2 separate regions of the Homo sapiens genome follow, and region 2 is linked to region 1. Evidence: chromatin contacts called from ENCODE Hi-C data. All regions are on one chromosome and are shown on one strand. The core of a region is the stretch at or near the end of the contact, and the rest is flanking DNA. Distances in the headings are between cores, read along the strand shown. Region 1 holds the start of ORC3 (origin recognition complex subunit 3). Region 2 overlaps RNGTT (RNA guanylyltransferase and 5'-phosphatase).

Region 1 (5,579 bases), core at 2,431-4,930:
TTTCTACAAAACTTTGTCTGACCCTTAGGAGCTTTCAAGTTCCCTTGGCACTTTGCACATGCTTCTAATACAGTGATTACAGGCTGCAATGCAATTACCGGTTTACATCGTTTTCCAAGCATGTCTGAGGCCATTTCAGGGCAGAAACTATTTTCCGTTCACTTTTAGCCTTGGGACTGATGACAGTGCTTAGAAAACTGTCGACTAATTAATCAAAGTTAGCTAAATGCATTTGCCATTGCACGTTACACATTCCTTCATTCCTAAACTATTATAGCAAAACGATGCTCATTCGCAAAGGTATTAAATACAGGCTGGGTATCCTTGGGACCACAAGTGTTTCAACTTTTGAATTTTTTCAGATTTTGGAATATTGGCTTTATACTTACCTGTTGAGCATCCCTAAACTGAAAATCTGTGGGGTTGGTTATTTATTTATTTATTTATTTATTTATTTATTTATTTATTTTTTGAGACAGGGTCTTGCTTTACCACCCACGCTGGAGTTCAGTGGCACAATCTTGGCTCATTGCAACCTCCACCTCTCAGGTTCAAGTGATCCTTCCACCTCAGCCTCCCAAGTATCTGGGATTACAGGAGGGTGCCACCATGCCCAACTAATTTTCTAATTAGTTTCCCAGGCTGGTCTTGAACTCTTGGGCTCAAGTGATCTGCCTGTCTCAGTCTCTCCAAGTGCTGGGGTTATAGGCATGAGCCACCATACCCAGCTCCTAATCTGAAAATCTGGAATTCTCCAATGAACATTTCCAATTTCCAATTGAGCTCCAATGAACTCAATGAACATTGAGTCTCATGTCAGCACTCAAAAAGTTTCAAATTTTGGAGCATTTCAGATTTCCAGCTTAGGGATGCTCAAACTGTACGGAACATGTTTTTTCTTTGCTCTTTTTTCCCCATGTCCTAACGTATTGAAAATATTATTATTTATCCTCAAGTTTCAGATCATTCCCCAATGACTCTATATTCAGAGAAATACATATATATCTGCATAATTTACACTGCTGTATAAATCCATTAGATTCTGTTCAATGATTGGACTGTGCTTCTTGCTTTCACAAAGAGCACAGTATATAGGAAAGATCTAATTTTAAAGTTAGAGTTCTGTTCATAAACCAACTCTACAATGTATTGATGATGTGGCTTTGGGTAAGTTATTTAATCTCTGTGGATCTCAACTGACTCAATTATATAATAAGGTTAATACTTCTATATCACAGGGTTGCCATGAGCTTAAATGTGAATGTGTAGTAACTAGCACAAATATATACTCAATATATTAGTTCTTGTTTCTCCAACTTATCTTTTTCTTTTTTTTGAGACAGGGACTCACTTTGTCCCCCAGGCTGAAGTGCAGCGGTGCAATCAAAGCTTGCTAGTTTCAGCCACCTGGGCCCAAACGATCCTCCCACCTCAGCTTCCCAAGCAGCTGGGACCACAGGTGTGTGCCACTACACCTAAGTTTTGTTTTTTATTTCTTTATAGAGATGGGGGTCTCCCTATGTTGCCCAGGCTGGTCTTGAACGTCTCAGTTCAAGGGATCCTCCCACCTCGGCCTCTCAAAGTTCTGGGATTACAAGTGTGAGCCACCATGCCTGGTCCAATTTACAGTCTTTACAAAGAACACAGCCTTTGCAAAACTAAACACAATTTGTTTCTCATCATGGCACTATCTTTACTTAAGGGCTAAGAATGGAAAACGTCCACCCTTACACACAGCTTAGATACTAAGGTCCAAAACTACCTTCCCTGATATGGTTTACTGTCTACATTAACATGAATTTATTATTTTTTGTCTTCATTAGCATAACTTTACTGTTCTAGAAGACTTCTGCCCAAATAACTTAATCATTCATTATAAGAACTTCATGAGAAATCTATTAGCTTTTCACGTTTTTTATTTTTATTTTTTGTTTACAGGGTCTCGCTCTGTCACCCACCCTGGAGTGCAGTGGCACAATCATAGCTCACTGTAGCTTCAAACTCGTGGGTCCGTCCAAGTGATCCTCCAGACTCAGCCTTTCAAGCAGCTAGGACTACAGAGGTGCACCATCATGCCTGGCTACTTTTTAAAAAAAATTTTGTTGAGACGGGGTCTACCTATGTTGTCCACGCTGGTCTCGAACTCCTGGGCTCAAGCCATCCTCCCACCTTGGCCTCCCAAAGTGCTGGGATTATAGGCATGAACCACATGCCAGGCCTATTAGTTCTTCCAATAGAAAACCTCAATAGTTTATGCCTTAAGGCTTCTTGCACTCTTTGCTTTTCCTATCAATCTTAAACCGCTGTATCAGATCAGAGTCCAACCCTAATCAAGCCATCTTCCTCCAACACCCTCCTACCCTCTCCCTCTGAAAGACCAGCCTTAAGCCATACCCATCAGTAAAATCTGACCTTGCTTTCCCAGTTTAATACACTACCAAAGCTCTCAGTGGTGTTCTTCCTTATCCCAGTGAGCAATAAATTCAGCTGTCTTAACAAAATGTCATGTTGGTGATATTTGGCGAATTATCACCGGACAGGGCAGTACATCTATAAACATAAAGACAAGGCAGAGGGATTTCCCCACAAATGTCTAGAAATACTGTAAAAATGAGCCAAGATAAATTATACACCAGGCTAATTACGTCCACTAGTACATCCATTAATCAGAAGGAAATGGGTTAGCCAAGACCACAATAGAAAGTTTCCTTGCAAGGGTGGCCAATGAGTCTTAAAAATTCTTTTTGATTAATTCCACATTTATACTGCAATTTTGCCCAGCGCGGTGGCTCAGGCCTGTAATCCCGGCTCTTAGGGAAGCAGAGGAGGGAGGACAGCTTGAGCCCAGGAGTTTGAGGCCTGCCTGGGCAATACGGCGAGACCCCGTTCTCCACAAAAAGGAAAAACAAAACAAAGCAATTATATTGCAATTTTGTAAGCCCTTCCTCACAACAGAGCTGTTCAAATACGACCCTGAACCAAGAAAAACTGAGTCTCAGATAGCTCTTATATCTTTGGGCGTTACCAAAAACAATTCTAGGGTAGGCTGCCTAAGTGACTGCAAGAGAAATAAGCAGCTTTAAAATGAGGTCCTTCTGAAGAACAATCCAGATCCATCATCAATGTCACTAAAGTGTAAAGAACACTAACTTCTATGGGGTCTAATCATGGTCTAATGACTTGCCGCCACCCAGGTAAAGCATTCATAGCTGTGGGGTGGGAAGGAGAGAAGAAAGCACCAGGTACCTTTCAAAGTTTACTTTTCACCGAGACAAACTGATCCCAGCCGACGCTCCACAGGACTTCTGAAGCTCCACCAGCTCCAGAGAAGGGGGAGGAGGTGGTAGAAACTAACAGGATTCCGTGGGACCCACCCTCCAGCTGACTGAGGACTGGCCCGCAGCGGTGAAAGGCCTTTGGGGTCCCTAGCTCCTCAGGGACTCCTCTGCGCGCTCCGGGATCCATACCTGGCAAGCAATAGCGCGGCGAAAGCCGCACGCCATGTCCACCTCTACGGAAGTGCGCCGCAGTCCGCCAGTTCCGGCCTCGCCCCACCTCCTTATACGACCCGCCTCCCCGCGCCGGAAACCCGCCCCGGAGGGTGATGCCAGCCAATCAAGGAGCCGTGTGGCTCGCCACTAACCTCTGCCCTGCAGCCGCGAGGGCGCGCGGGAAATCCCGAGTGCATCTGGAATACGCAGAGTCAGTAAGACCATGGCTACGTCCTCGATGTCTAAGGTATGTGGTGGCCGATGCGCACTGTGGCTCTACCGCTGCCTCATTCCCCTTTGAAGAAGGGATGAAGCCGAGGTTACGTAGGCATCCCTTCCCTGGCTGGAGAGGAGGGAGGGAGCGGCGTACTGAGCTGAGGCGTCCTTGCTCCAGATCAGTTGAGGCCAACTTTGCTTGGGGAGCGAGGACGCGGATCTGCCTTGTGGTATGGCTAGGAGGATTTTTAAGTTCTGGTTGGTGGAGGTCGGATGTCCTGATGATGTGGCCCAGTCTCTCATTTTTCCATCTCACAAATACTGTGCGCCAAGCACTCCGTTAGGTACCAAGATGCAGTGGTAAACAAAACAGATTCAGTTTCTGCAGTCAAGAAAGTCGGTAAACATAGATAAACTGACGATCACAAATTTTAAGTGTTAGCAAGGAAAAGAGTTCTAGGCAGACAACAGAAGAGTGGGAAGAACCTAATATAGGTTGTCGGGGGTTAGCGGAGGCTTTTTGGAGAAAGTGACCCTTTCGCTGAGACCTGAAAAATGAGTAGAAGTTAGGTTAAGGATTAGGGCGAGGAGGGCAGAGAGAACAGCATGTTTCTTCGGCCCAGAAGATAGAAATAAAATGGCATATTAGAGGAATTTAAAAATCATAATCAGAAAGTAGACAAAGAGTGGGAGCGTCATGAAAAATGAGAATGAAAAAGTAATGTGGATGCGGGTGTGTGTGGTGGGATATCTTATAGACCTCCTCATGTTGGCTACCTAGATGGCAAGAAATTGCAAGACATAGTGTAGTTGGTAAGAAGATAAGCCCTAGAGCTGTATTGTCCAATGTGTTAGTCACTCACCACATGTGGCTATTTAAATTTGAGTTAAAATAAAGTAAGATTAAATAAAAATTCAGTTTCTCCGTTGCACTAACCACATTTCAAGTGCTCAATCATCACATGTGGCTGCAGCTACCATTTTAGATAGTGCAGATATAGGACATTTCTATCATTACAGAAAGTTCTGTTGGACAGCGCTGTTCTGGACCACAAAAAGTAAGACCTTGAGTTCTATTGTAAGTGCAGCGGGAAGCCCCTGAAGTTAAGCTGTCTGAGAAAGCTGAAAAATGCACATGAAGAAGCTACATTCTCCCTATGTTAAAACAATGGATTGATGAAGAAGGCTATGTCATGGATCTGATTTTTTATTTTGATTAAAACGGTTTATGAGAAGCAGTGCTTTTAAAGACTACATCTCAAGGAAAAAGGACAAGCCCTGGGGTTTAAGGTTATGCTAGTAGAGATTCAAAGGTAGTATTTTTATTAGAAATGGTACTGGTTTTATTTTGTCCTGGTTATAATGTTCTGTAGGTTTTGAATGGTCTATCCCTTAATCCTGTTGATTGCATAAGCACCTCTTATTTTTATGTATCTTGCAGAAAGTAAGATTTTTCAGGAAAGCATTTTTGGTATTATAACAAATGTCTGTATTGGGATGAGACCTTACATGAATAAGAAGCTTTAAGAACTATTTCATGAATTTATGGAACTGCAAGCTTTTTTTCTTTTTCTTTTCTTTTTTTTCTTGAGACAGAGTCTTGCTCTGTTACCAGGCTGGAGTGCAGTGGCGCGATCTCGGCTCACTGCAACCTCCACCTCCCCGATTCAAGCTATTCTCCCACCTCAGCCTCCCGGGCAGTTGGGATTACAGACATGCCCCACTACACCCAGCTAATTTTGTATTTTTAGAAGAGACAGGGTTTCACCATGTTGGCCAGGCGGGTCTCGAACTCCTGACCTCGAGTGATCCGCCAGCCTCGGCCTCCCAAAGTGCTAGGATTACAGGCGTGAGCCACCACGCCCGGTCCTT
Region 2 (5,520 bases), core at 1,529-4,028, 1.2 Mb after region 1:
CTGCTAAAAGCTAAACCATCTCTTCTGCTCATTTATTACCAGTATGGCAGTATGGACTCATAGATTCCTATTTTTAGCAAAGTTCATAATTCATTACTGTCCTTCTGGTGTCCACACTATATCCCAGATCTGGCCAGTGGGAGCACCTTCAAGTTGGCTCCTGCATCCTTTCGACATACATTGTTTTTGTTGGGTTGGGGATGTACTTTCTTACTTTCTGGCATAAGAAGGTATTCTATGCCTATCCTGCATCCTCCCTACCCGGCTCTAGAATAAGACATTTCTCTGAAGATCTCTGGTTCTTTTTGGTGAGGAATGGTGTTAGACACCAAAATCTTCGTGCTGGATATGCTTATTATTACCAGGGTGCCTCTGCTTATAGGTCCTGTCAGTGGACAGAGCTAGGAAATGAGTTTATGTGTATCACATATTACATACACAAACACAATCATGTATATGTATTCATATACATGCACATACATGTGAACATATATATTCAAATATTTTAAAAATTCTAATCCATCTCACAGAGTTCTTCACTGCCTTCCTCCATTTCATATTTGTATCTTTCTCCTTCCTCACTGAGAACCCTGACTCCCAACATCAGTACCCATTTGCTCAATCCTACAACACTTCTAAAGTAGTTTGGCGTTTCACAACCATAATTACAGCAAAAAACAAACCTAATAAAAAAGGAGTTCAAGATTTGTTTGCAGTTCTTCCCATCTCATCTCTCATGAGGGTCTGCATTCAAATCCTATGTTCCTAAGTTACTTCATTTTCCCCCCCACCAACTTCAATGTGATTCAAAGTAGGAATTTAACTAATATTTAATCTATATAATATCCACCAGGTAACAAGCTTTTTATAACATAAAAGGTAACTTAGAGAAATTGCAATTAATGAAAATATATATTAATTGAGAAAAATCACATAAGCGAAAGGTACTAATGTAAAGAATAGTGTTAAAATGAATATGAAAATTAAATTCCAAAGAATCAAATTATAAAACAAAGGTGATATATACTTCTATTTAGTAAATTAACAAGTAAAAATAAGTAATTTGACTCCAGTGAGGTCATAAGTAGATGTTTTAAAGCCACATGCTCCTTTTCTCCTACTAGTTACTTGTAGACACTTTGATTATGATGTTGGTTTTTGGTAAGCGGCCTGGGAAAGATTTTCTGCTGAATGCAGGAAGGATGAAATAACAGAGGAAACAAGAGTTACTAATACCCAAGAGATAACCAGGCAAAGGAACTGAAAAGAGTTCAGTCACAGCTCCTCCTTGCCTCTCCTAGGCACACTGGAAGTAAAACATAATCAAGAATGTTAACAGTAGTAACCATTCAAAGACTGAAAGCCAACGAAGCATTTGTCTTAAAATATGTTTGGGTGATGAGAATATTTTCAAATAAGAAAGCAGTTACTATGGGTCATTTGCTAAATAATAAAAATAGCTATATTATACATAAAAAAATACAACCAGCTACATACCAAATAGCTTAGTCATTAAGCATACTATAATAATAGTGATTACATTAGTGTTTTATGTCTATTTCTTTAAAATAATTTTTAAATAAAATATAAATGAAAGAATTAAACATTTCATTTTGTGAAAGAGGCAGAGGGTAGAAAACAGAAAAATGCTGCTCAGCAAAGTAGTAAGACTTTTTCCCCCATACTTAATCCTTCCTTATATAAGAACAGTTCTTCAACATTCAGAAAAATATTTTACCACCACAATTTCCTTCTCAAAAAGAGTAACACTAATTCAAATAAGCATGAGAAAACGATTTTTTTTTTTTTTTCCCAGAGATGAGATCTTGCTGTATTGCACAGGCTGGATTCAAACTCCTAGGGCTCAAGCAATCCTCCTGCCTCAGCTTCCAAACCCAGCTCATTCTATTTTTTTTTTTAATGAATTGAAGCAAAAGAAATACACACACACACACACACACACACACACACACACATACACTCTAGTCAGCAGAGTAAAAAGACTTTTCCGATAGGAAGTAAAGGAGACCATGCAGTCAATTCTATATATTCCATTCTGCTTGCTAGGAAGCTAGCATTTCTCAGTTTTAAATGTGCAGACCTTACCTGGTTAACAAACCAGAACCTTCTGGCCAGGCATGTTGGCTCACACCTGTAATCCCAGCACTTTGGGAGGCCGAGGCACGTGGATCACTTGAGGTCAGGAGTTTGCGACCAGCCTGGCCAACACTGTGAAACCCCACCCCTATTAAAATTATAAAAAATCAGCCCAGCATGGTGGCAGGCACCTGTAATCCCAGCTACTCTGGAGGCTGAAGCAGGAGAATCGCTTGAACCCGGGAGGTGGACGGTACAGTGAGCTGAGATTGCACCACTGCACTCCAGCCTGGGCAACAGAGTAAGTCTCTATCTCAAAACAAACAAACAACAACAAAAATACCTAAGCCTCCCAATACAAGTGGGAGGCCAGATCCCCTTAAAGAAGGTATTGCAATACTACTACAACCATGTACAGTACTGTAAATCCACAGTTGGCAAACTATAGTCTACAGGCCACATCTGGCCTCACACCTGTTTTTGTAAATAAAGTTTCACTGTGACACAGTCATGCTCACTCATACACATATTGTCTAGCTTTGATTTAGCACCACAATGGTAGACTTGAGTAGTTGAGATACATAGGCAACAAACCCTAAAATATTGACTATCTGGCCTTTCATAGAAAAAAAGTGCTGACCCTTGCTGTAAATCTTCCAACAGTTTTTCAAAGGATGAGCAGCATTTGCTAAAGTGATTGTTCTGGTAATCCCCGATGGGTAATCCCCTAGTGGTCGTGTCTGTTTAAAGTAAGTGTCTGGTAACCCCCTAGTGGTACGGATGTTCTTTCTTTCAAAAGAAAAATCTAATAAAAAAATTATAATCCAAAAGAAAGAACACCCAGACCACTAGGGGATTACCAGACACTTACTTTAAACAGACACGAATTGCCAGGAACCCAAAATGCCACTGCAGTCCGTAAGTTAAATGGAGAGCTTAGGGTAATCAGGTGATAAATGGATTACTGGCTCAAGTTTAAATCTAAGTGTGACGGTATGTCCACAAATACAACCTGCGGTTATTTTCCAGTTACTGGATGTATAACTGGAAGAGAAATACTTGGAAAACGAATTTCCACATTGGCTGTCTGACCCACGGAATAAGGGTCATTATGCTAGGAAAGGCCAAATAAAAGCCCCTTCAACCAGCCTTCCCTACCAGGGAAATAAACCAAAAGCAGTAACATATCTCCAAGGGAAATACAAAAATTAGTACCACCATCAGAGATTTAGAATGATTTTTGATTATCATAAATTTAATCATGTTAAACCAAGTGCAGCTGCCATTTCAGATGTGCTGTCTTTAACGAAACCAATCAATGTAGCCTCTAAAATCTTATATACAAGTTGGCAAATACTTTTTTCTCTGTACCAATCTGTGGTACTATCAGAAGACATCTGCCTTTGCCTAGAATGACCAATAGTATATCTTGCAGCCACAGCATACTGCTTTTCTGCTCTCTGCCACAGTAGAATCTACAGAGACAGTGGTCTTTTTAAAAAATAGTAAATATATATTTAGTATTTATTATGTAACATGCAGTAGTTTAAAGGACTTACATGTATTATGTCATTAAAGTCCCACACGAGGTAGGCACTATTATCCACATAATGAAGTTACAGAAACACAAGCAACAGAGAGAGAACCTGAGTAAAGAGTGGCAGAGCTTGAATTGAAATCCAGCTGGCATAATATCCAGAGTCTCTTTGCTTAAGAGGATCCACTACAGTCGTCTAAATGAAAGGTATTTTCTTTTTCCTTTTTTTTAAGGAAGGGTCTCACTCTGTCACTCAGGCTGGAGTGCAGTGGCCCCACCACAGCTCACTGTAGCCCCAACCTCCCCAGGCTCAGGTGTTCCTCCCACCTTAGCCTCCAAGTAGCTGGGACTACAGGCATGTGCCATCATGGCCAGCTTTTTTTTTTTTTTTTTTTTTTTTTTGTATTTCTTGTTAGAAATGGGGTTTCACCAGGTTGCCCAGGCTGGTCTCAAACTCCTGGACTCAAGCACTATGCCCACCTCAGACATCTCAAAGTGCTGGGACTACAGGAGTGAGGCACTGTGCCTGGTGGAAGAGTTATTTTGTTTGCGTATTTATCCATGTGTCAGTTGATAAATATTTGGGGTTGTTTCCACCCTTTGGCTATTATGAATAATGCTGATAAGAAGATTTACGTACAAGTTTTGTGTGGGCATATGTTTTCATTTCTCTTGGGTATATACTTGAGAGTGGAATTGCTGAGTCACATGGTAAGTCTATCTTAAACATTTTGAGGAACTATGTAACTGTTTGCCACACTGGCTGCACCAACTTACAATCTCAACATCCATGTGTAAGGACTCCAATTTCTGTCTCTCACTTGTTATCGTCTTTCTAATTTTTTTCAGAGACAGTGGTCACTCTGACACTACACAGAACAAATCACTGATCAACAATGCTGATGATTTTGTACTTATTAAGAGTGATAAAGAGGAAGTATAAAGTTCTTTAGACATCTTGCTAAGACACATGTAAGACAGAAGACATAAAACCCACAAAAATTAAGAGCCCATTGCCTAAGTAAGATTTCTAGGGGTCCAATGGTTGGAAGCCTATCAGGATAGCTTCTCCAAGGTGTCAGAGACAAGTTACTCTACTTGCACTATCAGTGGATACTAAAAAGGACGTTACAAAGATTAACAATCACTGTGGATTTTGAAGCAGTACTCCAACTCATTGACCAAGGAACCTGTTAGGCTACCATTTTTAAGTTGAAATCAGAACAAAAGATGGCTCTGCAGCAAGTTCATGCTATAGTATAAGCTGCTCTGCCACTTGGGCCTTATAACCCAGTATATCAATTGTCTGGAGCCTCTGAATCCTTCCTCCAAGATCTTGTGGCAAGAATGACAGCTGGGCAGCAACTGGCTTCTTATGAACCCTATAAGGCCTCCTCCAATCTTCTAAATTTTAATAATCTACCCTCATTTCTTCATTACCCCAGTTCGCTGCATGGTAGACGCTTCCTGCAGTGCTTGCTTCCTCTGCAAGACTTTTTCATCTCTTCAGTTCTTTCGTAACAGACAATTCTTCAACTAAATTCATTCTGTTAAAATATTTGCTGTGTTTCTGTTTTTAATTAAATCCAAACTGGTATGTCTATTAACATCACACAACTATGTGTGAATGTAAAATCAAACAACAAATGTAGATGCTAGGTCTGAGTTCAACCTCAAAGCTCTAGGAAATCTTGTATCTCAACAGACTAGACCAATTTCTAAAAGATACTATTAGAGATTTTTAGAATACTATTAGCAACTTTCCTGGAAACACATACAGGAAGACACATGTATACAACTATATTTTACAAAAGACTTTTACAGTGAAAAAGACATTGAATATTTCCAGTTTCTCACTATTGTAATGATGCTTCAATAAAATTATT

What was found. A loop is a pair of places that touch in the nucleus more often than their neighbours do. Pooled maps may share reads with other maps.
Region 2: a loop to region 1 is called in a pooled map, with 3 times the contacts of the local background. The contact joins the enhancer-like site here to the promoter of ORC3 in region 1. A Hi-C loop is called at or near these places in 2 of 50 pooled maps.

The regions. Positions count from the first base shown.
Region 1 is chr6:87,586,455-87,592,033 of GRCh38, forward strand. It overlaps ORC3 (origin recognition complex subunit 3), which reads left to right and starts at 3,681. Exons shown (of 20, transcript NM_012381.4): 1 at 3,681-3,738. The coding sequence starts at 3,715. It overlaps RARS2 (arginyl-tRNA synthetase 2, mitochondrial), which reads right to left and starts at 3,533. Exons shown (of 20, transcript NM_020320.5): 1 at 3,468-3,533. The coding sequence starts at 3,503. RefSeq lists enhancers at 2,663-3,624, 3,388-3,617, 4,998-5,498, 5,499-5,579.
Region 2 is chr6:88,759,078-88,764,597 of GRCh38, forward strand. The region is part of intron 13 of RNGTT (RNA guanylyltransferase and 5'-phosphatase); the gene reads right to left. Among named protein-coding and RNA genes, the nearest start is that of RNGTT, 200 kb to the right of the region's middle. Within about 2 kb of position 2,779, at least 3 of the 41 ENCODE cell types and tissues checked have a DNase peak (open chromatin) inside an H3K27ac peak, as active enhancers do.